Linked DNA regions of Homo sapiens: region 1 is linked to region 2. The links are chromatin loops, found by intact Hi-C in ENCODE. Cell type or tissue: heart right ventricle. All regions are shown on one strand. Links, peaks and the distances in the headings refer to the core of each region. The heading gives the core; the rest is flanking DNA.

Region 1 (15,012 bases), core at 1-5,000, 240 kb after region 2:
ATGACCACGAAGCAATGAATTCAGCTGGCATCTCTACAGACATCGCTCAAGAGGACGTTAAAGTCATCCAAGGACCAGCCCCAAACTCCCCAGAAAGCAGGTTCTTCCCCTGGACCCAAAGTAACCATAATCAGGTAACTCTACTCAACCGAAACTCACTCAAAGGCGAAGAAGAGTGTACATGTCCCCAGGATGAGGAAAAGGGTCAGGTAGAAAATGCCCTTTTGCCGGGCCATCATGACGCGGCCATCACAGCAAAAGGTGTTCCTGCCTGGGAGTTTCTCCCATTTCCGTGTCACCTTCTTTCTCACCACCATCACAGACATGATTGGAATTCCTGCTCCAAAATGGGTTTTGCGATTACACGAGAGAAGAAACAGAGGCTGAGCCCAGCTTTGAAATCACGTTGCCTGCTATTCCTGCCGCTGGGTCAAACATCATCAAAAGTCCAATTGCTAGCCCTAAGAAAAAGCAGAAAAAGAAAAAAAAATGAGGCAATAATAAGAAAATACAGTTCAACCCTCCTTTCCCAGAGACAGAAAGTTGAAAACTGACTGAAGGGGTGGGGACGGGGAAGTGGGAAAAGTTTATTTCCAATTCGTGTTTGTTCTCTAAAAGAAGGTATGATAAAAGGTTCTCAAAAAAGGAAAGGGGCTAGTATTTCTTCTTAAATAAGCCTCTATGCTTCCAATCTAATGCTGATGATCTGATCATCACAGAACCTTGGAACTAGAGAGGATTTTATAGGTGATCGTGCCAATTATTAATACTTTGTTTTGTAAATGAGTAAACTGAGGACCAGAGAGAGGAAATAACTTATCCAGGACCACACAGCAGCAATGCTGATACTGCTAACTTCCAGTCAAGGGCATGTTCCACTATGCCACAGTGTTCTTTCAACATCATTAAAAGGACTCTAAAAATAATAGTAGAGTTTCTGTCCTTATAAAACCTCCCTCCCTTCCTCCACTTCACCTTCTTTCTTCAATTAGCCACTCGAATATGAATCACAGCAGGGAACAAGTCACCCTCTGGCAGGGCCAGGAGGTTCTGGACGCTCTGTGCACATACGTGCATTGTATTTACACAAAACAGATTTCCCCTCATCAAACCCTCTGCAACTTCCTGAGTCCGGGAAATGAAACAATCTGGCTGGTCTAGCCTAACATTTGTGAGAATCTTAATGAAACCACATCAGAGACCTGTAGGTGAAAGGCTGACTTAAGCAGGAGAGATTCTGGAATGGTTGGTGACTGCTGATGGCTGGTTGGGGGGTGGGGAATGGCAGCAGCTAAGAAAAGTCACAAGGGCGCTTTCTGGGACATGTCCTAAGTACCATCTCTACTCAGCATCCTGAATTCCCAGGCCCAGAGTTTCTCAGCCTCTGCTACCCTTCTCCTCCGCTCAGGTGTGGTGTTGTGGCCTCTATTTACCGACACCACATGCCCCACGCTGGCAGGACTGAGGCGGAAGCCTGCAGCCCGACGGACGGAGGGAGAAACAGCCAACTCGCGGGCTGGAGAGGGCAAAGGTCCAAAAACAGCCTAGGAGCGGAGCAGGGAAACGAGAAGGTAGAAGGTTCGGGGAAGGGGAGGGGGGCCCAGAGGTGCAGAGAACCCGTCCTTTGTGTAAAACTAACCTGGAAGACAATCTCCTCCCGATAAACCGGCCCAGCGGGAGAAGGGAGACCAGGAAGGGGGAGCCGGCCTGGAAGAACAAAGATCAAAATCCGTCGGGAAGCAGCGACCGGCTCCCCAGCGGGGGGCCGGAGGCCGGAGGCCGGAGTCCGGGGCCGAGCCGCGGGCGCGGCCTCTCGAGGCCCGCCCTGACTCCGCCACGCCGCGGACCACCGCCCCAGGCAGGTTGGGACGCGCGCCACATCCACACGCACACGCAGCCACACGCTCGTACACACTCACACACGCCCCGCCACGTGTAGTCACCCCGGGCCAGGGGCTCGGCGGCTGCCGAGTTGAGAAGGGCGGTGCCGACGTCCCCGCCTCCAGGCGCCGCGGAAGGGGAGGCAGCCCACCCTGCAGCCGAGCCCAGGAGACCCCCGCCCCCACCCCTCGTTACCTGAACCACGGAGACCCAACTCGGCCGGCAGCTGACGGCAGGAAACGGACCGTCCCAGGGAATCACGTCGGCAGCCAAAGGTGGCAGCGACTTGTCCTCCCCGGGCCGGGAGGCTGTCTCCTCCTGACAAGGGGCCCCAGTGGTCGGGGCCCTAAACCAGCTGTGGCAACCGCCCACCACTGGCCAAATGGAACGCTCCTCACGTCACCAGGTCGCTCCAGTAGTTGCTCGCCCTCTATTGGCCGATCGGCCTCGGCGCCTCCGCCCCGGCCGCCCCTATCCCGAACTGCCATTGGTTTTGCCTAACGCCACTCGACGATGCCTCCGCCCACTCCTCCACCCATCTCCCTGCTGCATGCCCACCTGCCAAGCCACTGCCAGCCTCTCTTTGGGGTCTGAGCGCCAGTATGTGAAGTGTTGCCTTCTATTAATATAGTTACGCAGAGACGGAGGTTAAGGGTAGTGCCGATGGGACAGCAAAGGGTGGAACCAGCCTACACACACGCGCGCGCGCGCGCACACACACACACGCGCGCGCACACACACACACAGTGAGATGCTGAAGCAACACTAGCTCACAGATCCGGGTGCTCACCCCAAACTAGGTCTGCCATGGGCCTCTCCAGCCCTGCTTGCATTTTAAAATCAACCGCAACTTGAGATTTTACTCTTTATCGGCATAAAAACAAGTCATCTGCCTCCCAAGTCTCATTCAGTAGCCAGGGACCCCATATCTGTCCCAGTCACCCTAGCCTGCATCTCTAAGTCTTTCAAATCAAAACACACAAACAAGCATAAAAAGCATGTTGTAAAGGATAAATGTCCCCAAGAACGTATTATCATTTTGCAGCACCTAAAACAACTAATTGACATTAATGGAGTTAAAGAAACTCCACTGAGGACATAAATTCTTCCAGGTAGGTAATGAAGTAAAGATTGCCAAAAAGGTTGTAAATTTTTATTCGGTTTGGAAAGCTTATGATGATTAAGGGGAGAATCCAAGGCAGAATTCCCACCCACCAACCAGATTGATTTTTTCCTTCTGCCACCCAGCTCTGCATTACTGCCACCATGAGCCACTGCTACTGATCCGAGTGAGTTGCATGCATTAAAAGTTTGAGATTGGGCTGGGCGCGGTGGCTCACGCCTGTAATCCCAGCACTTTGGGAGGCCGAGGCAGGTGGATCACCTGAGGTCAGGAGTTCAAGACCAGCCTGGCCAACATGGCAAAACCCGTCTCTACTAGAAAGACAAAAGTTAGCGGGGAGCGGTGGGACTCGCCTGTAGTCCCAGCTACCAGGGAGGCTGAGGCAGGAGGATCACTTGAACCCAGGAGGTGAAGGTTGCAGTGAGCCAAGATCATGCCACTGCACTCCAGCCTGGGCGACAGAGAGAGACCCTGTCTTAAAAAAAAAAAAAAAAAAGTTTGAGATTGAAGGGGGGAAACAATTGAGAACCACAGTATTATACTATAGGGTGACTTTAAAAGACACTAGGTCTGTTTTCACCAGTATGGCTCCTGCCTTCCAAATATAAGAGGAAATATGAGAAAAGGTTGAAGGTGGCATCTCCTTTCCAAGTGTAAGAGGAGATAAGAGAAAAGGTTGAAGATTGGAGGAGAATGCCTACATTACCAGCCTAGGTTTTCCTAAGCGTGATAAAAATTTCAAAGTTTTAGAGATTTGGTATTTGGAATTAGTACAGAAGAGACTGCCAAAGCTCTTCCTAAGGCAGTTGTATGTTAGTTGAAGGACCACATACATGGTCAAGAACTATTTTTCCTTTACAGTATATGTGTCCCACACAATATGAAACAAAAAGCTACATAATAATTACATTTGACACTTTCATGGCACCCTTCAAAATTCTTAAAGGATTTAAAAAACACTAGGTAATTCTGAGATGTGTTGTAATTAACTTGCAAAGGAAGGTTTGTCTTTATAAAGCTTCCATTGTTCCTTAGCACTCATGCTGATTATGATCAACAGTTTATTCCTCATGAAGTGTACGATCAGTATCATTGCCTCCAATTCTCCCGCTTTGAATTCTGGAGGGTGCTGGTATTGCACACACTTGGTATGGGAGGGAGAAGAACTTCCCTAAACCTCATCAGCCCTGTGGATTTCCAAGCCTATGTATATCAGATGCCCTTAGGAATAGTATGGTCACCCCAGCTGCCATCCTTCTGACTATGGAGCAGTGAAAAATAAGCCTCTGTAGCACTCAAACATATTTTGTCCATAGCTCAGGTGCAGGTGAAGCCTGAGGAGTCCTGGAATCGATGTGTCATGGTGACACATTCCTGAGCTCTGTCCCTCCCTGCTCTGGGTCACATTCCCTCTCGGACTAAGTGGCTATGTGAGTCAGGCTTGTTTTATTACAATCTGTTATTATTTATTCTCAACACTCAAAGAAAAATAAGGAAAATTTATGTGGACAAACATCCCATAGTACTTCCTCCTATGTAGTTACATCATTTTATATAATCCTTAAAGTCTTAATACACACACACAACTAAATTGTGACTATAAACTGAGACTGTTTTTTCCTATTCTTTTCTCTTCTCTTTTCAACAGACTTCCCACTTTTTACATCCAAGTCAGTGTTGGCTCTTTTGAAAAGAGGTTATAGGCCGGGCACAGTGGCTCACGTCTGTAATCCCAGCACTATGGGAGGCCAAGGCAGGCAGATCACTTGAGGACAGGAGTTTGAGACCAGCCTGGCCAACATGGTGAAACCCTATCTCTAGCCAGGCATGGTGGCAGGTGCCTGTAATCCCAGCTACTCAGGAGGCTGAGCATGAGAATCACTTGAATCTGGGAGGCGGAGGTTGCAATGAGCCCAGATCGCTCCACTGCACTCCAGCCTGGACGACAGAGCGAGATTCCATCTAAGAGAGAGAGAGAGAGAGAGAGAGGGAGAGAAAGAAAGAAAGAAAGAAAGAGAGAGAAGAAAAGGGGTTATAGTCATGTGATGAGCACTAGAAACACCACAAAAATCAAGGTATAGCCTTCCAGTTTATAAGACAGCTCCTTGTGTTATCATGTATGTTCTGGAGTATTTGTTTAAAAATACCTGTCTCCACATTTATTCTTCATGTGTGTGTGTTTGTGTGTGTGTGTGTGTGTGTGTAGGCGTGTGTAGGTGTAGGTGTAATGTGCTGTTTGATCCTGAGTGCCACCACTGGGTTGAAGCTTTCCTGTTAGTGTTGCTTCAAAGACTCTTCTGTAACCACCCGGAGACCCATTCAGTACTACATCCAGGAGCAGACATAAAGCATCAGCCCCCATCCTGCTTTTGAGCTCATGATAGCTCCTTTATTCTCTATTTTCTGTAGCCTCAAACTTGTCATGTCACTTTGCCCTCCTCCCCACACACACAGCCCTTTCCACCCCACCTCTCTGACTTGCACATCTCTTTCTGCTTTCTGGCTATAAATGCATGTGTGTGTAGAACGAATTGATGAACAAAAGAATGAACCACGGAATGCCCTACCCACGCATGATGAGCTAGTATTCTTAAGCAACATCTGTTTCTCTGAGGCCTGGGCTGCTATCACTGACATAGAAGATCCAGGATGGTAGGTAGCTCAGAAAGCACATAAGCCTTATGGCCAGACAGGCCTCGGTTCAAATCCTGGCTCTGCTACGTAATAGCTTGTATAACCTGTGGCAAGTAATTTATCCTTTCTGAGACTATTTCTTCATCTGTAAAATAAAGCTAATACCTATATCATGGAGTTATAAAGGGAATTGTGTGCTAACTGTCTGGCATGGAAGAGAGACACAGTCAATGCTGTATGTTATAATGACATCTCCATTACTGCCCCCTCCCATCTCCCTCCCTTAGCCATCCTGCTGACTGGGGTAGAGAGGTAGAAAAAATGAGACCCATTCTTCACTGTATAGAGTCCTTGTCATCCATGTACCACCACGTTTTCATAACCTCTAAATTCATCACTGAATTGAATCCTTATCTGACTGGGTTTCCCAGCCCCCTACCCCACCTGGGACTGGGGAAAGCCTGGATAGTAATCTTGTTCTAGTAGAATGGCTGATCCTTAGCCTCCTCTTCTCAAGTAAATCATTGACATTCCTGCCACATTATCTGTTTCAACAGGCAAAAGGTAAATGGGATTGCTTTCACTGAGCACCTCCTATGTTCACAGCCCTGTGCTGAGATTGTTGGCTTCTCTTGGGAACTAAGCAGCACCTTAAAGATGTCCTCGCATGGCCAGGCGCGGTGGCTCACGCTTGTAATCCCAGAACTTTGGGGGGCTGAGGCGGGTGGATCACCTGAGGTCAGCAGTTCAAGACCAGCCTGACCAACACGGCGAAACCCCGACTCTAATAAAAACACAAAAATTGGCTGGGCTTGGTGGCAGGTGCCTATAATCCCAGCTACTTGGGAGGCTGAGGCACAACAATCGCTTCCACCCGGGAGACAAAGGTTGCAGTGGGCTGAGATTGCGCCACTGCACTCCAGCCTGGGCGACAGAGCAAGACTCCGTCTCAAAAACAAACAAAAAAGATACTTTTGCATGAAAGCCAAACATGCAGAAAGCCCCCCAAAAAACAGCCTGGGATGGCCAGGAAAGTGTTCATCACAATGCAAGTGAACTGCCCAAACGCAGGTCTCTGTTTCTGCCTCAGATGCCTGGCTGCTCCCACTGGTTCCCAATTTGACTTCATCTCTGGACTGTGGATTTCTGACTCTGCCTGGGATGGCTTTAGGTCCTATGCTTGAACCCTCAACAGTAGCCCTAAGACAATCCTCTCATTAAAAGAGAATCATAACAGCAATAGAAATCATTTATTGGGGACCTCCTCTGAGCCAGGGATTGTAGTAGGTGCTTTATACATTTAGATTCTCAGATTACGGTCTAAACTTGATGTGCAAGTGACAGCATCTGATACTGACCCGGCACAGCCCTAGTCTCTGACTCTGCCCAGCTCTCTCATTCCAAGAGCTCACCTCAATCACTGTGCAGCCCAAAAATAGAACCAGTTTATCAATCAATCATGAAGTATGTATTAAGCAACAGCCATAGTTTGCTCAGCCTGTACTAGGCAATATGGGAAATACCAAGGAAGTATATGACATGATCCCAGCCTCCAAGGAACTTAAAATATTCTAGGGGCAAAAAGACTAGCACCTATGAAGTCATTAAAGATAAATACAAAACAGTGCAGAGTCAAATTCTCAACTATGCATAGCAGAGTCTCCAACTTCTTAAGGAGATCTTGCCTCAAAGGGTTGTAGCTTCTCGAATACCATTGGTAGAGGAGTAAACTGGTAAAAATCTTTCAGCAGGGCTATTTGGCGGTATCTTTTAACATTTTTGCATTACACAACCACTGACCCAACAATCCTACTTCTATCTAGAAATACTCGCACAAATGTTCAAAGATATATGTTCAAAGATGTTCACTACACACATTGCAATTGTTTGTGAATGTGCATAATTGTGTATGTGTAATTGCAAAAATTAGCAAACAAAAAAGGCCATTAACTATTGGAAATCTACATAGTACAGTACTATGCAACTATTAAAAATAATGGTATATAACATTCATACAGAAAAGAGCAGACCACTGCCTTCCTATATGTGGGAATATTTCAATGGAAATTTTACATTAAAATATTTTCTTGAGGCCGGGCACACTAGCTCACGCCTGTAATCCCAGCACTTTGGGAGGCCGAGGCGCGTGGATTGCTTGGGGCCGGGAGTTTGAGACCAGCCTGGCCAACATGGTGAAACCCCGTCTCTACTAAAAATACAAAAATTAGCCAGGTGTGGTGGTGCGCACCTGTAGTCCCAGCTACTCGGGAGGCTGAGGCAGGGGAATCACTTGAATCTAGGAGGCGGAGGTTGCAGTGAGCCGAGATTGCGCCACTGCACTCCAGCCTGGTGACAGAGTGAGACTCCGTCTCAGAAAAAATAAAAAATAAAAAAAAATTTTTAAAAAAGCAGCTCTGGCTCTCCCTCTCCCTCTCCCTCTCCCCCCTCTCCCTCTCCCTCTCCCCCCTCTCCCTCTCCCTCTCCCCCCTCTCTCTCTCCCTCTCCCTCCTCTCCCTCTCCCTCTCCCCACGGTCTCCCTCTCCCTCTCTTTCCACCGTCTCCCACTGATGCCGAGCCAAAGCTGGACTGTACTGCTGCCATCTCGGCGCACTGCAGCCTCCCTGCCTGATTCTCCTGCCTCAGCCTGCCGAGTGCCTGCGATTGCAGGCGCGCGCCACCACGCCTGACTGGTTTTCGTATTTTTTTGGTGGAGACGGGGTTTCGCTGTGTTGGCCGGGCTGGTCTCCAGCTCCTAACCGCGAGTGATCCGCCAGCCTCGGCCTCCCGAGGTGCTGGGATTGCAGACGGAGTCTGGTTCACTCAGTGCTCAATGGTGCCCAGGCTGGAGTGCAGTGGCATGATCTCGGCTCGCTACAACCTCCACCTCCCAGCCGCCTGCCTTGGCCTCCCAAAGTGCCGAGATTGCAGCCTCTGCCCGGCCGCCACCCCGTCTGGGAAGTGAGGAGCGTCTCTGCCTGGACGCCCATCGTCTGGGACGTGAGGAGCCCCTCTGCCTGGCTACCCAGTCTGGAAAGTGAGGAGCGTCTCTGCCCGGCCGCCATCCCATCCAGGAAGTGAGGAGCGCCTCTCCCCGGCCGCCATCCCATCTAGGAAGTGAGGAGCGTCTCTGCCTGGCTGCCCATCGTCTGAGATGTGGGGAGCGCCTCTGCCCCGCCGCCCCGTCTGGGATGTGAGGAGCGCCTCTACCCAGCCGCAACCCTGTCTGGGAGGTGAGGAGCGTCTCTGCCCAGCCGCCCCGTCTGAGAAGTGAGGAGACCCTCCGCCTGGCAACGGCCCCATATGAGAAGTGAGGAGCCCCTCCGCCCGGCAGCCACCCCATCTGGGAAGTGAGGAGCGTCTCTGCCCGGCAGCCACCCCATCCGGGAGGGAGGTGGGGGTCAGCCCCCGCCAGGCCAGCCGCCCCGTCCGGGAGGGAGGTGGGGAGGGTCAGCCCCCCGCCCGGCCAGCCGCCCCATCCGGGAGGTGAGGGGCGCCTCTGCCCGGCTGCCCCTACTGGGAAGTGAGGAGCCCCTCTGCCCGGCCAGCCGCCCCGTCTGGGAAGGAGGTGGGGGGGTCAGCCCCCCGCCCGGCCAGCCGCCCCATCCGGGAGGGAGGTGGGGGTGTGAGCCCCCCGCCCGGCCAGCAGCCCCGTCCGGGAGGGAGGTGGGGGAGTCAGCCCCCTGCCCGGCCAGCCGCCCCGTCCGGGAGGTGAGGGGCGCCTCTGCCCAGCCGCCCCTACTGGGAAGTGAGCAGCCCCTCTGCCCGGCCAGCCGCCCCGTCCAGGAGGGAGATGGGGGGGTCAGCCCCCCGCCCGGCCAGCCGCCCCGTCCGGGAGGGAGGTGGGGGGTTCAGCCCCCCCGCCCGGCCAGCCGCCCCGTCCGGGAGGGAGGTGGGGGGGTCAGCCCCCCGCCCGGCCAGCCGCCCTGTCCGGGAGGGAGGTGGGGGGTTCAGCCCCCCCGCCCGGCCAGCCGCCCCTTCCGGGAGGGAGGTGGGGGTGTGAGCCCCCCGCCCGGCCAGCCGCCCCGTCCGGGAGGGAGGTGGGGGGGGTCAGCCCCCCACCCGGCCAGCCGCCCCGCCCGGGAGGGAGGTGGGGGGGTCAGCCCCCCACCCGGCCAGCCGCCCGGTCTGGGAGGTGAGGGGCGCCTCTGCCCGGCCGCCCCTACTGGGAAGTGAGGAGCCCCTCTGCCCAGCCACCACCCCGTCTGGGAGGTGTACCCAACAGCTCATTGAGAACGGGCCATGATGACAGTGGCGGTTTTGTGGAATAGAAAGGAGGTAAAGGCGGGGAAAGGATTGAGAAATCGGATGGTTGCCATGTCTGTGTAGAAAGAGGTAGACACGGGAGACTTTTCATTTTGTTCTGTACTAAGAAAAATTCTTCTGCCTTGTGATCCTGTTGATCGGTGACCTTACCCCCAACCCTGTGCTCTCTGAAACATGTGCTGTGTCCACTCAGGGTTAAATGGATTAAGGGTGGTGCAAGATGTGCTTTGTTAAACAGATGCTTGAAGGCAGCATGCTCGTTAAGAGTCATCACCACTCCCTAATCTCAAGTACCCAGGGACACAAACACTGCGGAAGGCCGCAGGGTCCTCTGCATAGGAAAACCAGAGACCTTTGTTCACTTGTTTATCTGCTGACCCTCCCTCCACTATTGTCCTATGACCCTGCCAAATCCCCCTCTGTGAGAAACACCCAAGAATGATCAATAAAAATAAATAAATAAATAAATAAATAAATAAATAAATAAATAAAAGAAAAAAAGAAAAAAAAAAGAAGCTCTGGATGCATATAGGCAGGAGCAGAAAGGCAAGAAGGGGGCCTCAGAGCAAAAGAAGAAGGACAAAGACAAAAAAACAGACTCGGAAGAGCAAGACAAGAGCAGAGATGAGAACAATGATGAAGATGAAGAAAGGCTGGAAGAAGAACAGAACGAAGAGGAAGAAGTAGACAACTGAATAGGGCAGGAGACTGTGGCATCTTGGAAGGTACCACTTGAGATGAGATGTGCTACATGTTTCTGTGAAGCTTTTTCATGCTGGGCAGAGTAGTCTCAGGCAGAAGTGCCTGAAAAGATCAGAATAAAAACTGACTAGAAATACCATCAAAACCAGCACTTCCTAAACTCAAAGCATCTGAGTAGCAGAATCCTGTTTTACTTCATCAACCTCAAGGTTATGACTTTTTGGCAAAAGGGATTCTGAACGGCTAAATTAGTCAGTTTGATCACTTTTGGTTACTTATTTGTATGGTTAGGTGGTTTTTGATCCGCAGTCTTTCCTATTCCCCCAAATAAGTAATAATAACTTCCATGCTGCCTGATGTGTTCCAGATCACAGAGGCAGCCAAAGCTCAGGAAAATTGGGGCTTTGCTTATGGTCAGCCTATGTTTGATTGCACAGTCTTTGACAATAGTAGCTTACTAAGACTGGTCAGAATGAGTAAGCTTTAGGAAACTACTAAAATGCTGTGGGATAATAACAAAATCTGTTCTGTCTCTTCACTTGACAGAAGCGTTAACTGAATTTTGTTTTTCATAGACCCACTTGGCTCAAAACCTTTCTAAATTGCCTGTAGATAATTCGACCTGCTGGGGTGGGGGTAATCTGGTCACAAATGTTCTTAAATCAGCAGTTTAAAATGGTATTCGTCAAGCAAGGGTGCCAGTGTCTTACTTTTACAAAAACAGATGGCATAGTGTCACATGTATCTTACTCTCTGCTACTGTACAGCTTTGGGATTTGTCATCACCTGCTGGAAGGTGTAAAACCCCAGGCTTCCTCTTCTTGAAGTCCATCTCCCAGACTTGTGACTATGGCTTTTCATTCTTCAATTCATGATGAGTTCCAAACTTTATTTCCTCTAGGCACAGCTTCCTCCCTCTGCGCCTCTTACTTCCTTTCTCTCTTCTGCCTCTCCTCTGCTCCCCATCCCACTTTCTGCTCTCCCTCCTTTTCTCACTTATGTCAGTCTAGGAGCTTTGATTACCTGCTTAGTACTCCAAAGTGTGAGTTCCTCTGATCTCTTGATTCCTTGGTTCTAATCTCATCATGCTTTTTGTTGTTGTTGTTGTTGCTGTTTGTTTGTTTGTTTGTTTGTTTTTGAGATGGAGTCTTGCTCTGTAGCCAGGCTGGAGTGCAGTGGCATGATCTCAGCTCACTGTAACCTCCACCTCCTGGGTTCAAGTGATTCCCCTACCTCAGCCTCTCAAGTAGCTGGGACTACAGGTGCGCACCAGCATGTCCAGCTAATTTTTTGCATTTTAGTAGAGACAGGGTTTCACCATGTTGGCCAGGATGGTCTCAATCTCCTGACCTCATGATCCACCCGCCTCGGCCTCCCAAAGTGCTGGGATTACAGGCGTAAGCCACCATGCCCGGCCTTGTTTATTTATTTATTTATTTAATTATACTTTAAGTTCTAGGGTACATGTGCACAACGTGCAGGTTTGTTACAAATGTATACATGTGCCATGTTGGTGTGCTGCACCCATTAACTTGTCATTTATATTAGGTATATCTCTTAATGCCATCCCTCCCCCCTCCCCCCACCCCACGACAGGCCCTGGTGTGTGATGTTCCCCTTCCTGTGTCCAAGTGTTCTCATTGGTCAGTTCCCACCTATGAGGGAGAACATGCAGTGTTTCATTTTCTGTCCTTGCGATAGTTTGCTGAGAATGAAGGTTTCCAGCTTCATCCATGTCCCTACAACGGACATGAACTCATCCTTTTTATGGCTGCATAGTATTCCATGGTGTATATGTGCCACATTTTCTTAATCCAGTCTATCATTGATGGACATTTGGGTTGGTTCCAAGTCTTTGCTATTGTGAATAGTGCTGCAATAAACATACGTGTGCATGGGTCTTTATAGCAGCATGATTTATAATCCTTTGGGTATATACCCAGTAATGGGATTGCTGGGTCAAATGGTATTTTAGTTCTAGATCCTTGAGGAATCACCACACTGTCTTCCACAATGGTTGAACTAGTTTACACTGCCACCAACAGTGTAAAAGTGTTCCTATTTCTCCACATCCTCTCCAGCACCTGTTGTTTCCTGACTTTTTAATGATCGCCATTCTAACTGGTGTGAGATGGTATCTCATTGTGGTTTTGATTTGCATTTCTCTGATGCCCAGTGATGATGACCTTTTTTTCATGTGTCTTTTGGCTGCATAAATGTCTTCTTTTGAGAAGAGTCTGTTCGCGTCCTTCGCCTACTTTTTGATGGGGTTGTTTGATTTTTTTTCTTGTAAATTTGTTTAAGTTCTTTGTAGATTCTGGATATTAGCCCTTTGTCAGATGGGTAGATTGCAAAAATTTTCTCCCATTCTGTAGGTTGCCTACTCACTCTGATGGTAGTTTCTTTTGCTGTGCAGAAGCTCTTTAGTTTAATTAGATCCCATTTGTCAGTTTTGGGTTTTGTTGCCATTGATTTTGGTGTTTTAGATATGAAGTCCTTGCCCATGCCTATGTCCTGAATGGTATTCCTAGGTTTTCTTCTAGGGATTTTATGGTTTTAGGTCTAACATTTAAGTCTTTAATCCATCTTGAATTAATTTTTGTATAAGGTATAAGGAAGGGATCCAGTTTCAGCTTTCTACATATGGCTAGCCAGTTTTCCCAGCACCATTTATTAAATAGGGAATCCTTTCCCCATTTCTTGTTTTTTTCAGGTTTGTCAAAAATCAGATGGTTGTAGATGTGTGGTGTTATTTCTGAGGCCTCTGTTCTGTTCCACTGGTCTATATCTCTGTTTTGGAACCAGTACCATGCTGTTTTGGTTACTGTAGCCTTGTAGTATAGTTTGAAGTCAGGTAGCATGATGCCTCCAGCTATGTTCTTTTTGCTTAGGATTGTCTTGGCAATGCGGGCTCTTTTTTGGTTCCGTATGAACTTTAAAGTAATTTTTTCCAATTCTGTGAAGAAAGTCCTTGGTAGCTTGATGGGGATGGCATTGAATCCATAAATTACCTTGGGCAGTATGGCCATTTTCATGATATTGATTCTTCCTATCCATGAGCATGGAATGTTCTTCCATTTGTTTGTGTCCTCTTTTATTTCGTTGAGCAGTGGTTTGTAGTTCTCCTTGAAGAGGTCCTTCACATCCCTTGTAAGTTGGATTCCTAGATATTTTATTCTCTTTGAAGCAATTGTGAATGGGAGTTCACTCATGATTTGGCTCTCTGGTTGTTATTGGTGTATAGGAATGCTTGTGATTTTTGCACATTGATTTTGTATCCTGAGACTTTGCTGAAGTTGCTTATCAGCTTAAGGAGATTTTGGGCTGAGATGATGGGGTTTTCTAAATATCCAATCATGTCATCTGCAAACAGGGACAATTTGACTTCCTCTTTTCCTAATTGAATACCCTTTATTTCTTTCTCCTGCCTGATTGCCCTGGCCAGAACTTCCAACACTGTGTTGAATAGGAGTGGTGAGAGGGCATCCCTGTCTTGTGCCAGTTTTCAAAGGGAATGCTTCCAGTTTTTGCCCATTCAGTATGATATTGGTTGTGGGTTTGTCATAAATAGCTCTTATTATTTTGAGATACATCCCATCAATACCTAATTTATTGAGATTTTTTAGCATGAAGGGCTGTTGAATTTTGTCAAAGGCCTTTTCTGCATCTATTGAGATAATCATGTGGTTTTTGTCTTTGGTTCTGTTTATATGATGGATTACGTTTATTGATTTGCATATGTTGAACCAGCCTTGCATCCCAGGGATGAAGCCCACTTGATCATGGTGGATAAGCTTTTTGATGTGTTGCTGGATTTGGTTTGCCAGTATTTTATTGAGGATATTTGCATCGATATTCATCAGGGATATTGGTCTAAAATTCCCTTTTTTTGTTGTGTCTCTGTCAGGCTTTGGTATCAGGATGATGCTGGCCTCATAAAATGAGTTAGGGAGGATTCCCTCTTTTTCTATTGATTGGAATAGTTTCAGAAGGAATGGTACCTGTTCCTCCTTGTACCTCTGGTAGAATTCGGCTGTGAATCCATCTGGTCCTGGACGTTTTTTGGTTGGTAAGCTATTAATTATTGCCTCAATTTCAGAGCCTGTTATTGGTCTATTCAGAGATTCAACTTCTTCCTGGTTTAGTCTTGGGAGGGTGTATGTGTCCAGGAATTTATCTGTATCTTCTAGATTTTCTAGTTTATTTGCATAGAGGTGTTTATGGTATTCTCTGATGGTAGTTTGTATTTCTGTGGGATCGGTGGTGATAACACCTTTAGCATTTTTATTGCATCTATTTGATTCTTCTCTCTTTTCTTCTTTATTAGTCTTGCTAGCAGTCTATCAATTTTGGTGATCTTTTCAAAAAACCAGCTCCTGGATTCATTGATTTTTTGAAGGGTTTTTTTG
Region 2 (15,340 bases), core at 3,806-8,805:
CATTGTAGATGTTTATGGATATATTATGGCGCCTTTTCAAATAATGTTTTTGAGGAATTGTGATGTGGAAAAATGTTAGGATATAACATGAGGTGGAAAAGGCAGCATATAAGTAGGTATGTACCTAATGTTCCTAAATTTAAAATATCAGATATAAAGATAATACATAGGCACAAAAATAGTGGAAGTCCATTCTCCAAACTGTTAATAGCAGTCACCCCTAGAGGGTGGCATCATGGGCAGTCGTGGCTTCAGAATGTCTACATAGGAGGGTTTAGAAACCATCGAAAGGTAGGCTAGGGGATTCGTCTTGAAGCTGCAAGATGGCCTTTGCTTAGCAAGCAGGGTTTTGCCTTACACTGCATCTATATTCAGAGTCACTATGGGGGTGCTGATGGAGATTAGGATAAAGCCCCCAAGCCACTCTCTGGAGCCAATCTCAATTTTTTTTTTTTTTTACTCTTATTTATATGTCTGGTTTTCTAAATGCTCTACAATGAAGATGTATGACTTTTATAATCAGAAAAAGATTAAGGAAAACATTATTTCATGAAAGAAAGGCACTTCTGTGTGTTGGGATGAATGAACACAGTGTCCTGCTCAAGCACATAGGCGGCTGGACAGGGCCTTGCCAGCACAGTCGCTCACCGCAGCTCCCTCACATCACAAGCCTGCCCTCTCCCTCGCACCCGCAGGCATCTGTCCTCCAGCTGCTGACACAGCTGGGCAGCAAAGGTCCCATCTTGACTGTGCACCTCGGAGGCAGCACCGTGGAGCATGGAGTTCTAAGGCATGTCCACGGGCCAAGCACACTTGTAAAGGCCATTTGACAACAATGGGCTATACCCCTCTACCTCTAACGGTGGCCCTGGCTTTGAAGAGCAAGGATCGTTTTCTGATTGTAGCTGTGGCCACTAGATGGCAGAGGAGAATGACGGTTTCCAGTTGTATAATAAAATTGGTATTTAAAGCTGCAGTTACTTTTCTTATTTCATGATCATTTCTATTTTGGGAAATTCGGTTGACTTTTCTCCTTACAGTCTCTTACTTATGGCCTTAAAAGTCCACAAAAACAAAAACTTTTTTTTTTCAGAACTAGGTTAAAAGTATCTAAAGTTCATGGAAGTTTCAGCACTCTTCATTGAACACAGGTAGAATTAAATCACATTTTCCTCTCTTGCCTCTTTCACTGTCCATCAATGTTTCAAGTTATTTTGAAAGTGTCAACAATGGTTGGGAGGTGATCTCACTGCTGAAAGGTAATGACTTCGATCTTCTCTGGAGAGGGGTCAGCTGGGAAGGAACGATGGAATCAATCGAGGCAGTTGGAGAGGCGGGGAGAAACACAGTTGTGACCTGGGAAGAAACAGACTAATCCCTGGCCAGAAGATGGCACAGCAAAGTGGAGAGGAAGGAGACCAAAAGGGAATGGGGCTTGTTACAGGTTCAGTTGTATCCCCCCAAAATCGATATGTTGAAGTCCTAATCCCCAGTACCTGTGAATGTGACCTTATTTGGAAATAGACTCGTCACAGATATAATTAGTTAAGTAAGATGAGGTTATACTGGGAGTAGGGTGGGCCCTAATCTAATATAACTGGTTTCCTTATAAAAAAGGGAAATTTGGACAGAGACACACACACAGGGAGAACACTGTGTAAAGGCAAAGGCAGGGATCAGGGTGATGCATCTCTAAGCCAAAGAATGCCAAAAATTGCCAGCAAACCATCAGAAGCTCAGGATGGGCATGAGACAGATTCTCTTTCACAGCCCTCAGAAGGAACCAACCCTGCTGACCTCGATTTCACACTCTGGCCTCCAGATCTGTGAGACAACATGTTTCTAAGCCTCCCACTGTGGTACTTTGTTACTGCAGCCCTGGGAAACTAATACAAGGATTTTGGAGCCATGGAATAGTGGTAAAATCGTAATAGAATTTCTTCACTCACTTCTAGGACTGTTGGACCTGATACGTGGGGGTGATGGCTGAAGGATAGAAGTTTCCTCCTCTACCATTCTATCATCCCCTCCACAATCACATTTCTCATTTCTTTTCTTTTTTTTTTTTTTCTCTCTTTTTTTTTTTTTGAGACAGAATTTCGCTCCTGTTGCCCAGGCTGGAGTGCAGTGGCGCGATCTCGGCTCACTGCAACCTCTGCCTCCCAGGTTCAAGTGATTCTCCTGCCTCAGCCTCCTTAGTAGCTGGGATTACAGGCACATGCCACCACGCCCGACTAATTTTTCATATTTTTAGTAGAGACAGGGTTTCACCATGTTGGTCAGCTGGTCTCGAACTCCTGACGTCAGGTGATCCACCCACCTCGGCTTCCCAAAGTGCTGAGATTACAGGTATGAGCCACATTTCTTGAACGAGTTGTCTCCACTTGTTGTCCCCACTTTCTTACCTCCACTCACCCCTCAACCCTTTCTAGCCCATTCCTCTGACATGATTCTCACCAAGGTCACCAGCAACCTCCATGCTGCCAAAACCAAAGGTCGTTTCTCAGTCCTCACCTAACCCAACCTCTCAGCAGCATTCCACCCCTTCTTCAGGAACACTCCCTTCACCGGGGTGCAGGAACTCCACACTCTTCCCAGAGTTCCTGCTGCCTCACCAACCACTCCATCTCCATCTCCATTGCAGGCTCCTCTACTTTCTTGGCCCCGCCACTAGATGATGGCATGTGCTGAGGTTTAGGCTTGGGTCACTTCTCTTCTTACTCTATACTCTCTCTCTCGCTCCATAAACCCCACTCACTCCTCTGTCTGCAGCTGTCTCCAAACTCTATCTGAAGCAGTCTGTTGCTGCCACCATACACTTCAGACTTGTTTACAGTGGCATTACATCCTATTCAGGTTTACATCCTTTTTTTTTTTTTTTTTTTTTTGAGACAGAGTCTCGATCTGTCACCCAGGCTGGAGTGCAGCTGCATGATCTCAGCTCACTGCAACCTCCACCTCCCGGGTTCAAGCGATTCCCCTGCCTCAGCCTCCCGAGTAGCTGGGATTACAGGCGTGCGCCACCACGCTTGGCTAATTTTTGTATTTTTAATAGAGATGGGGTTTCACCATGTTGGTCAGGCTGGTCTCGAACTCCTGACCTTGTGATCTGCCCGTCTTGGCCTCCCAAAGTGCTGGGATTACAGGCGTGAGCCACTGCGCCTGGCCAACCATGCTCATTTGTTTATATATTGTCTATACTTGCTTTGGGGCTGCAACAGCAGAGTTGAGTGGTTGCTACAGAGACTGTATGGTCTGCAGAGTCTAAAATACTTACTATCTGACCCTTTACAGAAAGTTTGCCAAACTTTGATCTAGACCAAGCTTGTCCAACCAGTGGCCCGTGGGCTGCATGCGACCCAGGACAGCTTTGCAGGCAGCCCAACACAAATTCATAAAATTTCTTAAAACATTATGAGATGTTTTTGTGATTTGATTTTTTCTTTCTTTTTTTTTCTTTAGCTTTTCAGCTATCGTTAGTGTATTTTATGTGTGGCCCAGGGAAGCCAAAAGATTGGACAGCCCTGATCTACACTGTGGTCTCAGCCTTCACCACTGAAGGCTTGGGGTCCCTTAACATAGTCAGACAGCCAGATGGGAAGGGCTCCCTGGCAGAACCTCCCACGGCCTGCGCACTGGGAAGAATGCGAAGTGGGGTGGAGCCACATAAGTTCCTGTCATTTGCAGCCGGGAGGCGCCAGGCCCCTCCTCTTCCTGGGTGGAACCTGAGATTCAGCAAGCGGAGACAACTCTTTCAAGAAATGTGGCTCACGGCCGTGATCCCAGCACTTTGGGAGGCTGAGGCGGGTGGATCACCTGAGGTCAGGAGTTCGAGACCAGACTGGCCAACATGGTGAAACCCCGTCTCTACTAAAAATACAAAAAATTAGCCGGGCGTGGTGGCGTGCACCTGTAATCCAGCTACTCCTCAGGGGATATAGTAAAGACTAATGACCAAAACTCGAGAGAAAGGAGGGGGCTTGCCATTCCTAGGGCATGGCTCACCATCTGCTGCCAGAGGACATTGGAAGTCAAAGGGAGGCACCAGCAGTGGGTCAGTGACAGCTTCAGCCTCTGCACTACATCCTGAGGTGTCCCCAGTCCTCATAGCACATGCCTGCAGTCTGAAGACAAGAGAGGGAGCTGAGTTTCCTGAGCCAGGCTCCTGTTCAGTCACCCCAGACCAGCTTCAAGCTCTGGCCCACAAAGTCATCTGGGGTCTGGTTGTCTCTCAGCTCCCCTCCTTGGGACATGGATCCTCACCTCTTGCCATACACAGGCTCCAGTGTGGAAGGGATACAGGATGGGGCATTTGGGGGTTCTTTCTGACTGGCTGTGACCCCAGAGAGGGAGGTGTCATGCTGGAGAGTTGGACAGCCACCCTCTATGGCGACCAGCCCTACCACCCGGCCTGGAAACATGCCCACTGTGGGGAACCCAATTGTGAGATTCCCCTCTGCCTCACCCCAGTTTTCTGGGCGGAGATGTCCACAGGCAAGTGTGGGCGGGTCCTCTGGCACATTAAGCTTTATCTGTAGGCTGGTACCTATGAAATCTGGAAGGCTGGGGATTTCGGAATCTCTGACCCATTCAACCTGGAGCATCTTGCTGAGTCCCACCAAGAATGGAGACCTCAGGGCCTAGTTGTTTGATTTGCGAAATGTCATTTTAGGCCACCTCCTTACCAGCGGGTCCACTGCACAAATGTCTTGCTCAGATCCTTAAGAGCTGAGGAGTGCCAACAGCACTCCTGACGGATGGGTGGCCAGCAGCAGAGGCAGGAGCCCTGTGCCCTGCCAGGGGAGAATCAGGAATGAAAAGCTTTCCCAGTGCTGGCTGGGCGCGGTGGTTTACGCCTGTAATCCCAGCACTTTGGGAGGCCGAGCTGGGTGGATTATGAGGTCAGGAGATCAAGACCATCCTGGCTAACATGGTGAAACGCTGTCTCTACTAAAAATACAAAAAATTACCTGGGCGTGGTGGCACGCGCCTATAGTCCCAGCTAGTTGGGAGGCTGAGGCAGAAGAATCGCTTGAACCCAGGAGGCAAAGGTTGCAGTGAGCCCAGATCGTGCCACTGCACTCCAGCCTGGGTGACAGAGCGAGACTCTGTCTAAAACAAACAAACAAACAAAAAACAACTTTCCCAGTGCTTACAAATCCATCTTCCATCTCACCTCGGCCTGCAGTGTGCTGTGTGACCACTAAGAGGCACTGTGAGGTCACAAGAAGCTTGGAGAAGCGCGGCCACCATTTCAGTCCCAGCCTCCGGGAAGTGAGAAAACCCCTAGGGAAAGGTGCAGGATTCTGGGACTCTTTGGGACATCCCTCCCTGGCAGAAAGGATCTATTCTAGTCAGCAGTGGGGACCTGGGCTGGGCACCTCATGCTGGCCGTTGCGAAGGGTGGTGCAAAGAGGAAAAGAACAGAGACCTAAAGGGGCCCTAATTCATCCCAGGCACCGGCCACTGGCAGATGACTGGCCCAAACAAGCCCGGAGGGCCACACTGCAGAACCAAGCAGGAGGCGGAGCCGAGCAGGGAAGGCGGGACCCTGGAGGACGTCTTGGCTCCTGGCTTCGCGGGTTCTTTGGGATGTTTTAGGAAGGACTCTTGACCTCCAGATGTGTGGTGGTTGGAGGTATGGGATGCAGTGGAGGACCCAACACGGAACAAACGGGAGACTGGGTGTTGTTTTGACACCTCCCTTTCATGTTCTCACGTCCATGTCATCGCCAAGTTCTTTCATTTCTACCTCCTGAATATCCCTGGAATTTTTCCCCTTTGACCCAAATCTGCTCCCTCCACCCTTGTCTAAGCCACCATCATCTCTCCTTGATGTCTCCAAGATACGGTTGCCGCATAAAATACAGGACACCCAGTTAAATTTGAATTTCACATAAACACAGAATAATTTTTAGTACATCTTGTACAATACTTGGGATGTACTTATACTAAAAAACCATTGTCTATTATCTGAAATTCCCATTTAACTGGGTATCCGGGGTTTGGTTTTGTTTCACTCTTTTGTTTTGTTTCTAAATCTGGCAACTCGACCAAGAGTTTTCCCAGCCCTGTGCCTCTTCAAGGCTTTCTCTACAGAGCAGCCAGAATGAACATACAGAAATTCAAATCTACCCAGGTCACTGCCTTGCTTAAAACCCTGACCACCTCCCAGCTCTCAACTCCATCTTCCACTGTTTCCCTAAGCCCACAGCATGCCCCCAGCAAACCAAATACACTGTTGCCTCTTAAATGTGCCCCACATCCTTCTACACACTCCCATCCCTGTCCAGCCACCTAAAGAATTCAAACATGGTTATCAAACTCAACTACCACCCCTTTTTGTCAGGCTCTTCCAGACATGTCGCCTGCCTCCCCCAAGCCAAGCACGCCCTCTTTGCACTGTATAGTAGCCTTTTGTAGAGCACTTGTTTAGCTGTATCTAAATGATTTGTTTAGGTGTCTGACTTCCCCCACTAGACTGTGTCCTCCTTCAAGGAAGGGGCCCAGTGTTATTCATCTTTGCAACCACAGTGCACAGCACAGTGCGTGGCCCAGAGTGGGGCATTCAATGAAGGAAGGAAAGAAGGAAGGAAGTAAGGAAGGAAGGAAGGAAGGAAGGAAGGAAGGAAGGAAGGAAGGAAGGAAGGAAGGAAAATTCGTGATTCCAAATCTGAAGCCTAGATGGGCCACTGGAAGTGACTGCAATGACAGTACAGGACACCAGGGGGCAGAATAACCTCAGTTTTCTTTAAGGGAGAGGGGCGTGGTACAGAAAGCCGACTTCTTGGCTCTGGGCTTCCTTCTCCAGTTCCAAAGAGAAGAGTTTTATTGTTTTGTTTTGTTTTTAAATCACGGAAACATAAAACAAGAATGGACCTTAAGAGACCATGGGAACCAGTCCTCTGCTTTTTCGTAGTTAAAAAATTCTTTGCATTTCCACTTAACTATCTGTTTTCAGGTGGTGAAAAACATCCTTTGGTTTGTTACAGACAAATCACAGAGAGGTTAGAGGACTTGCTCCAAATTACCCAGCAAGTGAGCAGTACAAGGAGGCCTGGAGCCCAGTGTTCTGCAGACATGATCCCATTTCATCCTCACTGCAGCCCCATGAGCGAGGCACTATTGTTGTCTTACAGGTGGGGAACATAGAGAGGTTGTCATCTGACTGGATCACACCGTGGTAGAGCAGGGAGTTGGATGAATGCAGGCAGGTCTCCAATCTTCCTTTCTAGTGTCCCTACCTCTCTTACACTCTCAAATCTTTGCTTGGCTCTTTTTTTTTTTTTTTTTTTTGACAGAGTCTCACTCTGTCGCCCAGGCTGGAGTGCAGTGGCGCCATCTCGGCTCACTGCAAACTCTGCCTCCCGGGTTCAAGTGATTCTCCTGCCTCAGCCTCCCTAATAGCTGGGACTACAGGCGCGTGCCACCACACCCAGCTAATTGCTTGGCTTTTTTGGGGGGGTTGGGGGGTGGGTGCTAACCCCAGATCCCTACATCCTCAGCACTCAAGCCCAGAACGTCTTCATGGGACTGACAGCTTCTGTGAATCCCGTGGGGAACCACTGGGCATCGACCCAGGCCCTGTGACAGCTACAAATAGGTAAGACAAATGAGGGTATCTGGGATGCAGACTCTAGGGAGGCATTCCTTCAAGGGCAGGGGTATGCCTGAGAGTGAGCCCCTCCTGACACTGTGTGCCCCAGGGTCCTCACTTGCCTCCCTCTAACCTTGGCCCTGGGTGCAGTATTTGAACAGAAACCCTGTTCTCCTTTCCTCCAACTGCTAGGCCAGTCTAACTATGGAGAGGTCTCAAGGAGGCAGGAGCCACTTGAGCTCTTTAAGGAAGGTGAGATGGATGGCAAGTGACCACCAGAGACTGTGTTCCGCCCTGTATAACTGCTTCATTGTAGAGCCTCAACTCAATAGGGTACAAACACACAATGCTTTTCTCTTTCCACAGTCATGAACCATCTTGGCAGGGTTCTGGAGGCTTCCCCACTTCAGAGTTCCCTGACATGGGAGAAGCTATTTGGCCACTACTTCTTCCAACCAACCCAATCCCTACCCACACCTATGCACACACCTGTCCCCAGCAGTATCTACAAAGACCTTTGTTGTTGAGGTCCCCTTGCCCTGAAGCCAGTCCTCTTGAACAGGACAAGGTAAGACAACTCAAATGTGTGACCTTTGGAGGTGTCCCTCTGACCTGAGGAAAGCGCACATGGCTGGCTACACCACTGCCGCCTCTGCTCTTTGCCCTCTCTCCACTCCCCTTTAGTTGTTCTCATAGGCTCAGGGCAGAGTCACAAGGCTGCCACCCAAGCAGATGTCCAACCAGGAATGAGATAACATGTCCCACTTCACAGCCTGACCCCCTATGCCGTCCCAATCTTGATGGCATTCTCTTGGAACCCCTCACTTGGCCACAACACTGGGCCAAAGTCTCCTGATCATCCCAGTGGTGCCCCACCACTACTTTCTGCTTATCTAGACGGGGTGGGAGCAGTAGAACCTGTTTGCTAAGCTCTTAATAAGCCCTGAAGGAAGCATTGGTCCCCTATCATTGGAAGTTCCTTGGCACTTCTTTCTTGGAACTAGTCCTCAGCTTTGGGCCCTTGTTGCCAGTTCTCAGGTCTATAGAAGTCCCACTCACATCCTGTTGAATGTCAATTGCATAATTTTGTATCCCTGTGTTCCAACTCCTGAGGACTGGAGGGAAAATGAGTGTCCCCTCTTCACCTCAGCTATTTTACATTGGATGGAAATGGGGCATAGAGTACCAAGGTGCCAAGAATGGAGGAAAGGATAAGCTGGGAGCCATTCTCAAGTAAAAGGGACCTTGGAGTAGTGGAAAGAGTAACTCATTGTCACTCACTGGATGCATGCCTTGTGCAAGTCACGGAACTCCCTGAGATTCAGTTTCTTCATCTGTAAACTGCAGATAACACAAATGTCCCAGGAATGTAGTAAAGATTAGATGAGATCATGTATGTAGAAGCCTTATATAAACTGTAAAGCACTGATCAAAGGAGTGAAGCTAATTATTAATTAGTTTTAAAGAAGCCATCCCTACCATCAAAGATCTTGCAGGGATTGGGTAGCAATTCATAAGAGATTATGACAGAGGGCTGAGCTGTGGGAGGCAGTAGAGAGCAGTTGTTAAGAGCAGGGACCTTGGTTTCTAGCTCTGGCACATCCTAGCTGTGTGACTTTGAATAAGTCACTGCCCCTCTCTGAACCTCAGTTTCCTCAGATGTAAAGTAAGGATGATAACACCTCCCTCAGGACCTGGGAGGATCGGATGAAATGGTACACAAGAAGAATGAGCTAGCACAGGGCTTAATACATAGTGGTGCCCAATAAATGTTGGCTGTAGCTAGGGTTATTAAGAGATCAGCAGCCATTACAAAGGGAAGGAGGGGTCAGGGAAAATCTCCTATGGGAGATTAGGCTTGAATTTGGCCTTGAAAACAGGAGACAAATTTGGAATGTCAGAAAAAGTTGCATATAAGTAAGTCTTGCCAAGCACTGGGGGAACAAAAAAGTAAGGCCCCAAAGTTTACTTCCATCCTCTCTCCTAGATGGTCTGAAAAGATGGTCATGCAGGTGGCCTGGCCCAAGAGGGGCATGCCAGTGAGAAGCCATAGGGAAACTGACATAGTGACATGGCCCTCCTACTCCTGCTGAAATTCAAACCTCTTCACAGGCAGTCGAGGGAGAACTCTGGGCCAAGCTGTGCGGTCTACCTCCTACTTTGTGACCCAGGGTGGCCCTGAGGCCCTGGGCCTGTCCCTCTAGCCCTCCCCTGATAAATCAGTCCCTAACATGTGCCTCTTGGTTGTCAGTGGATAAATGCATGACTCCTTCCAGGGAACTGGTGTGCATTTCAGTGGGGGCTTTCTAGAAACAATACCTTACCTCCCAGAGTTTCCCAAGAGCAGCTGGAGCTCTTGTTTTCTTACTTGAAACCTCAGTGGATTCCTCCAGCAGTTTAAATCTTCATCGTTTGCTGAATCCCAGGACCCAGGAAGCACAGTTTGCACCTGTCTTAATACCCAGGACTCACTGGGGCCACCTTCAGCCTTGGAGACAAGATGGGCCAGAGGGAGAACAGCTGGTGGCCCACATCTGCTTTTGCTTTTGTTTGGACAAAGATGATGTGCCATGTCCTTTTCTCTGTCACTGTGCATTGGTCAGAATATGTGGAGTTATGCTGCAATAACACAGAAACCCTGAAATCTCAGGGGTTTAACACAAGAAAGGCTTATTTCTGGTTCTCACAAAAGTCTAGTGCAGGTTGGATGACACGTAGTAAGGCCAACCTGAAACATGTGGCCTCCTAGAACTCCACAGCAGGGGGAAAGACAGATGGAGAAGTAAATAGTCTTAGTCAGCATGGGCTGTCATAACAAACTAGCATAGACTGGGTAGCTTAAAGAAGAGGAATTCATTTCTCACAGTTCCACAGCTGGAAAGCCCACAGTCAAGACACTGGCAGATTCAGTGTCAGGTAAGGGCACTCTTTCTGGCTTGCAGATGGCTGACTTCTCGCTGTGTCTTCCCATGGCTGAGAGAGAGCTAGCTCTCTGGTATCTCCTCTTACGAAGGCACTAATCCTATTGGATCAGGGCCCCATACTCATTTAACCTTAATTACTTCCTAACACCAAATACAGCCACACTGGCGGTCTAGTGTTTCAATATATGGATAAGGGGGACACAATTCAGCCCATAACAGCACACCAACTCTTAACTGTCTTGGCCCAGAAATGATGCACATTAAGTTCACTGACTCTCTTGGTCAGAATTAGTCACGTGGCCCAAGCTTAATTGCAAGAAAGGCTGAGAAATGTAGGGGAGCAAATATTTGCTGAGCGCAATCTGTGCCACACACTGTCTTCTAGGCTGAGCCTTGAGGAAGAAGGAAAGTCTCGAAAGTCAGAACAGTGGCTCGGATGTAAAGTGTAAGGAAACACACACCTGGGACTGTCTGCCAGGCAGGTTCAAGGAACCAAGACCAGGAACCTGGTTCTGAATAGAATTCTTGGGGGAAGAGGGGGGAGGAGGGAACTTGTCCCTGTGTTTGGTATATTTCGAGGTTTACTATGTCTTCTGCCCAGGATGTGAACACAAATCCTTCATCACAGATATATCAATAGACACTCAGGAAATTCAGATGAATTAGGCAGAGATCAGAGTTTTTATTCTGTTTTTAAAAATCAACATATTGAATGTTTCCCCCAAAACTACGTGTTTTATTTTATTTATTTATTTATTTTGAGACAGAGTCTCACTCTGTCACCCAGGCTGGAGCACAGTGGCGCAATCTCGGCTCACTGCAAGCTCCGCCTCCCGGGTTCACGCCATTCTCCTGCCTCAGCCTCTCAAGTAGCTGGGACTACAGGCGCCCGCCACCATGCCCTGCTAATTTTATGTATTTTTAGTAGAGACGGGGTTTCACCGTGTTAGCCAGGATGGTCTCAATCTCCTGACCTTGTGATCCGCCCGCCTCAGCATCCCAAAATGCTGGGATTACAGGCGTGAGCCACTGTGCCCGGCCAACGTGTTTTTTTTTTTTTTTAACAATCATTTTCCACTACATAGCAATAGGAAGAGGGTTAACACAATTATGTCAAATAGGAATCTTCAGGAGCGAGCTTTAGTGAATAGATAAGCCTGATATGCAAGCAGCACAGCCATGGTTGATTTCTAACTTGCTGGTGGGTCTGTTTTTTTAAACAGAAGATCCTGGGTTCCTTTGGTGGGTACTGGGAGGCAGTGTATCAAACCCACTGTCTCATAGCCCAACCGCTATATGAACTAGTTCAAAGCTTGAATTGGTGAAGTCCAAAAAAGAGAAGCTTTGCTTTTCCAACATGTTCAGAACTGTGATGGGAAAATGGTTGACTAAGTGCCACATCTTTCCTCTGCTCGAATAGAATGTAGATCATTGAGCCATGTGTAGTGACAAGGTGTTTTTGGGAAAGGTCTCAATGCTATGAATTGTTATTGTGCTCATGACCCTCCCTTAAGATGGCGTAAACGCCCTGGCATGATCAGCCCACACCTGCCTCTTTAACCTTATCTCTCTGCCTAATCCCATAGGGACACCAGCCTCCATTCTGGTCCAAGAGGCCCCAAGTCCTTTGCTGCCCTGGGGCTTTTGTGCTGGCTGTTCTCTCTGCCTGGAATGTTCTTCCTCCAGATTTTTGTGGGCTGCTTCCTTTTCATCTTTCAGGCTCAGCTCAAAAGCCACTAGCTCATAGAGGTCTGACAACCCATATAAAGTCAAAGTATCTCCCCTGGTACCCCAGAAACACATATACTGTTTGTCATCACCCAGTTTATTTCTTTGTTAATAAATATCACAGTCATCCCCTATCTTGTTCATCAATTACTTACTTCTGAATGTCTTCGGAGAAATTTCTTAGGGCTGAGCCTACTAGACTGTGAGTTTCCCAAGGGAAAATAGGGACTGAGGTCTCTATAGCCTTTGTCTCCTGCAAGGTAGGGAAGAGGCAGTGATGACTCATGTTTAAGAATACTTGAGTTCTGGCTGGGCATGGTGGCTCATGCCTGTAATCCCAGCACTTTGGGAGGCCGAGGCAGGTGGATTGCTTGAGGTCAGGAGTTCAAGACCAGCCTGGCCAACACGGTGAAATCTTGTCTCTACTAAAAATACAAAAATTAGCCAGGCATGGTGGCGGGCGCCTGTAATCCCAGCTACATGGGAGGCTGAGGCAGGAGAATTGCTTGAACCTGGAAGGCAGAGGTTGCAGTGAGCCAAGATCATACCACTGCAATCCAGCCTGGGTGGCAGAGCAAGACTCCATCTCAAAAAAAAGAAATACTTGAGTCCTAAAGTAGTAGTAGAGTTATCAAATTCCCAGGTGAAAGACACTCCTGAGGTTTCATTGAGCACCTACTGTGTATAAGTTTAGCATCCACTATGTTCTAGGGCTCTAGGCTGGCATGGTCCTTGCCTGCCTCCATGGAACTTGCAGTTCCAATGGAAAAAGCATAAATCAAGCAATTACTACTTTTAATTATCATCATTTAATAATAATGTACTGATAGTAGTAGCAATGGCTAACTCATATTATGCTTATGTGTTTTGTGCTGGGCACAGGGAGGGGGGTTATAGATCCTCTCTGAAGACACACAGTGTCCAGCACAAAACAAGACAAATAATAAGAGACATTTATATAGTGCTTATTATGTACCATGCATTGTTCCAAACACTTTGCATCTATTAACTCATTTAATTCTCACAGTGGCCCTATGAGGTAGGTACCATTATTATTCCTAGTTTTACAGATGAGGACATTGAGGCTCAGAGAGGTCAAACAGGTTGCTCAAGGCCACACAGCCAGTGAGGGTGAAATGAGCTATTATTAGTCACTACCTGGGAATTCCCCTGTTTTTGTTGTGGTTGTTGTTGATCTGGGTTGCTTAGGAAGTGCTACATCAATTCCTACAGCATTTTAGATCCTGTCTGCTGATAGTTGTGGTAAACAAACAATACCCTATTAGATGCTGCTGATTTTTCTCATTGATTTTGTATATGATTTAATAGTTTTGAATCTCAGTCAGAAGTGAAGATTACCTGTCAGACACTATGCTCACTACCTGGGTGACAGGATCATTTGTACACCAAACCTGAGTGGCATGTGATTTACCCATGTAACAAACCTGCACATGTACTCCCGAACCTAAAATAAAAGTTGAGAGGAAAAACAAGAAAAAAAAAGAGAGTGAAGATTTCAAAAAGTCATCTTGGCAGGGAAGTCATGTTGACAAGAATTTTCTTTGTTCTATGTTAGGATCTCGCGCTACCCAGTTTAATGAATTCTATGTAGAAATGTTCCCAAACACCGTGTGCTTCCCTCAAGGAATGGCTGAAAATGCAGTAGAATGTAAATATCATCATGTTTTGTAGACTGCTCACAAATCATCGAAATCAGTGAATTCATTCCAGCAAATTCTTCTTGAGCTCCAACTATGTGGAAGCTACAATTCTTGGTACTGGGATTACAGCAGTGATCAAAACAGCCTAAAGCCCCCTGCTTTCATGGTACATATGATATAATAGAGCGAGACAGAAAATAAAGAAAATGAATAAGTAAAAATTGTCATTTGATGATAAATGCTATTAGAGAAACATAAAGCATAGAAGGGGAATAGGGAGAGTGGGGGTTGGGTGCAACTTTAAATAGGGTGACCAGGGCAGGACTCACTGAGGAAGTAACTCATGAGCAAAGCTCTGAAGGGAGTGAGGGCATTTCCAGTAGTCCAGCTTGAGGCCCTAGTATATGTGAGACCTGAGGCATTGGCCTGGCTTGCCCTAGATGTTCCTCTTCTTTTTGAGCCTGCTTGTGTTTGTCGGCTATTGGGTGAGGCTTGGCACAAGCAGTTGGGCCCAAGGGCACCCACTCATCCCTCCTGGGCTTGGAAAGCTGCTGTGCTGAAATGACCCCACCCCCATGCCCCTCCTGGGGACAGGGGACAGTCAAAGAGCCACTAGAGGCTCCCAAAACTCTCAAAGGGGCAAACCCTCTCCCCAGAACCTTATCAGTTTCCTGGTGCAGGCACTGCTGAGGACCTCAGCTGTTGTCTGTCCTTCTGGGTTTCTATGTTTAGTGTGAAGGCAGCCCTGGCACAGGCCTTCCTTCCCCTTCCAATCCGCAACAGCCTGTGCTCTGCATTGCAGCGTCACTTCCCTGCTGGAGGTTGCAATGTTTGCACCAAAAAGATGGCTTTCAAAGCCCAAGGTGTGTGTGCGGGGGGAGGGGTATGTGCACACACACAATGGAAGGGGGGCTGTATCTCAGACCCTCACATTTCATGGATTCATATGTCTTTTGCTCTGAGCATAAGGCTATTGAAGTCACAGTCATGGATTCCTGTTCTTTCGTTTATTCAACATTACAGCATGGGGTTACCAGCCTGACTACTAGCATCACATTGACTTGACCTTGAATATTAGCCCAACCATCTGCTTGCCATACGACCTTAGACAAGCTACCTGTAACCTCTCTGAGTGTTATTCTCATCTGTAAAATGGGACTCAAATGCAGTACCTTCCTTGTAAGGTTGTCAAGATTAAATGAGATCATCTTTGAAAGGCATTCAGCACCATGCCTGGCACACAGTAGGTGTCTCATAAATGACAGCTGCTATTACTATTAATTAGCCAGGGCTTACTGCACACCCATTGTGTGCCAGGCACAGTGCTAGGTGCTGGCAGAGTTAGCAAGAGGAACTCAAAGATGAGTGAGACAAGGCCCAGCTTGGCTCCATTCCTCACCCACATGTGGCTGCCCCAAGGCAGTCACCTC

Evidence for each region. Hi-C counts contacts between places; a loop is a spot of excess contacts. Peaks named below come from ENCODE experiments on the same cell type or tissue, not always from the same donor. Only the 100,000 strongest peaks of a DNase experiment are listed, where the experiment ranks them.
Region 1: it touches region 2 in a loop (2.7-fold over the local background); 9 of 110 quality-filtered maps call a loop at or near these places.

The regions. Positions count from the first base shown.
Region 1 is chrX:129,841,620-129,856,631 of GRCh38, forward strand. It overlaps ZDHHC9 (zDHHC palmitoyltransferase 9), which reads right to left and starts at 2,267. Exons shown (of 11, transcript NM_016032.4): 1 at 2,077-2,267; 2 at 1,640-1,707; 3 at 160-461. The coding sequence starts at 326. RefSeq lists enhancers at 7,888-8,703, 8,704-9,517. In heart right ventricle, for the core only: a CTCF peak has its summit at 2,354 (motif pointing left); DNase peaks (open chromatin) are centred at 1,423 and 2,362; H3K4me3 peaks cover 2,141 bases; H3K27ac peaks cover 1,638 bases.
Region 2 is chrX:129,600,406-129,615,745 of GRCh38, forward strand. No RefSeq gene overlaps it. Among named protein-coding and RNA genes, the nearest start is that of APLN, 47 kb to the right of the region's middle. RefSeq lists enhancers at 186-686, 687-1,187. In heart right ventricle, for the core only: CTCF peaks have their summits at 5,209 and 6,733 (motif pointing right); DNase peaks (open chromatin) are centred at 4,321, 5,226 and 6,716; H3K4me3 peaks cover 387 bases; H3K27ac peaks cover 427 bases.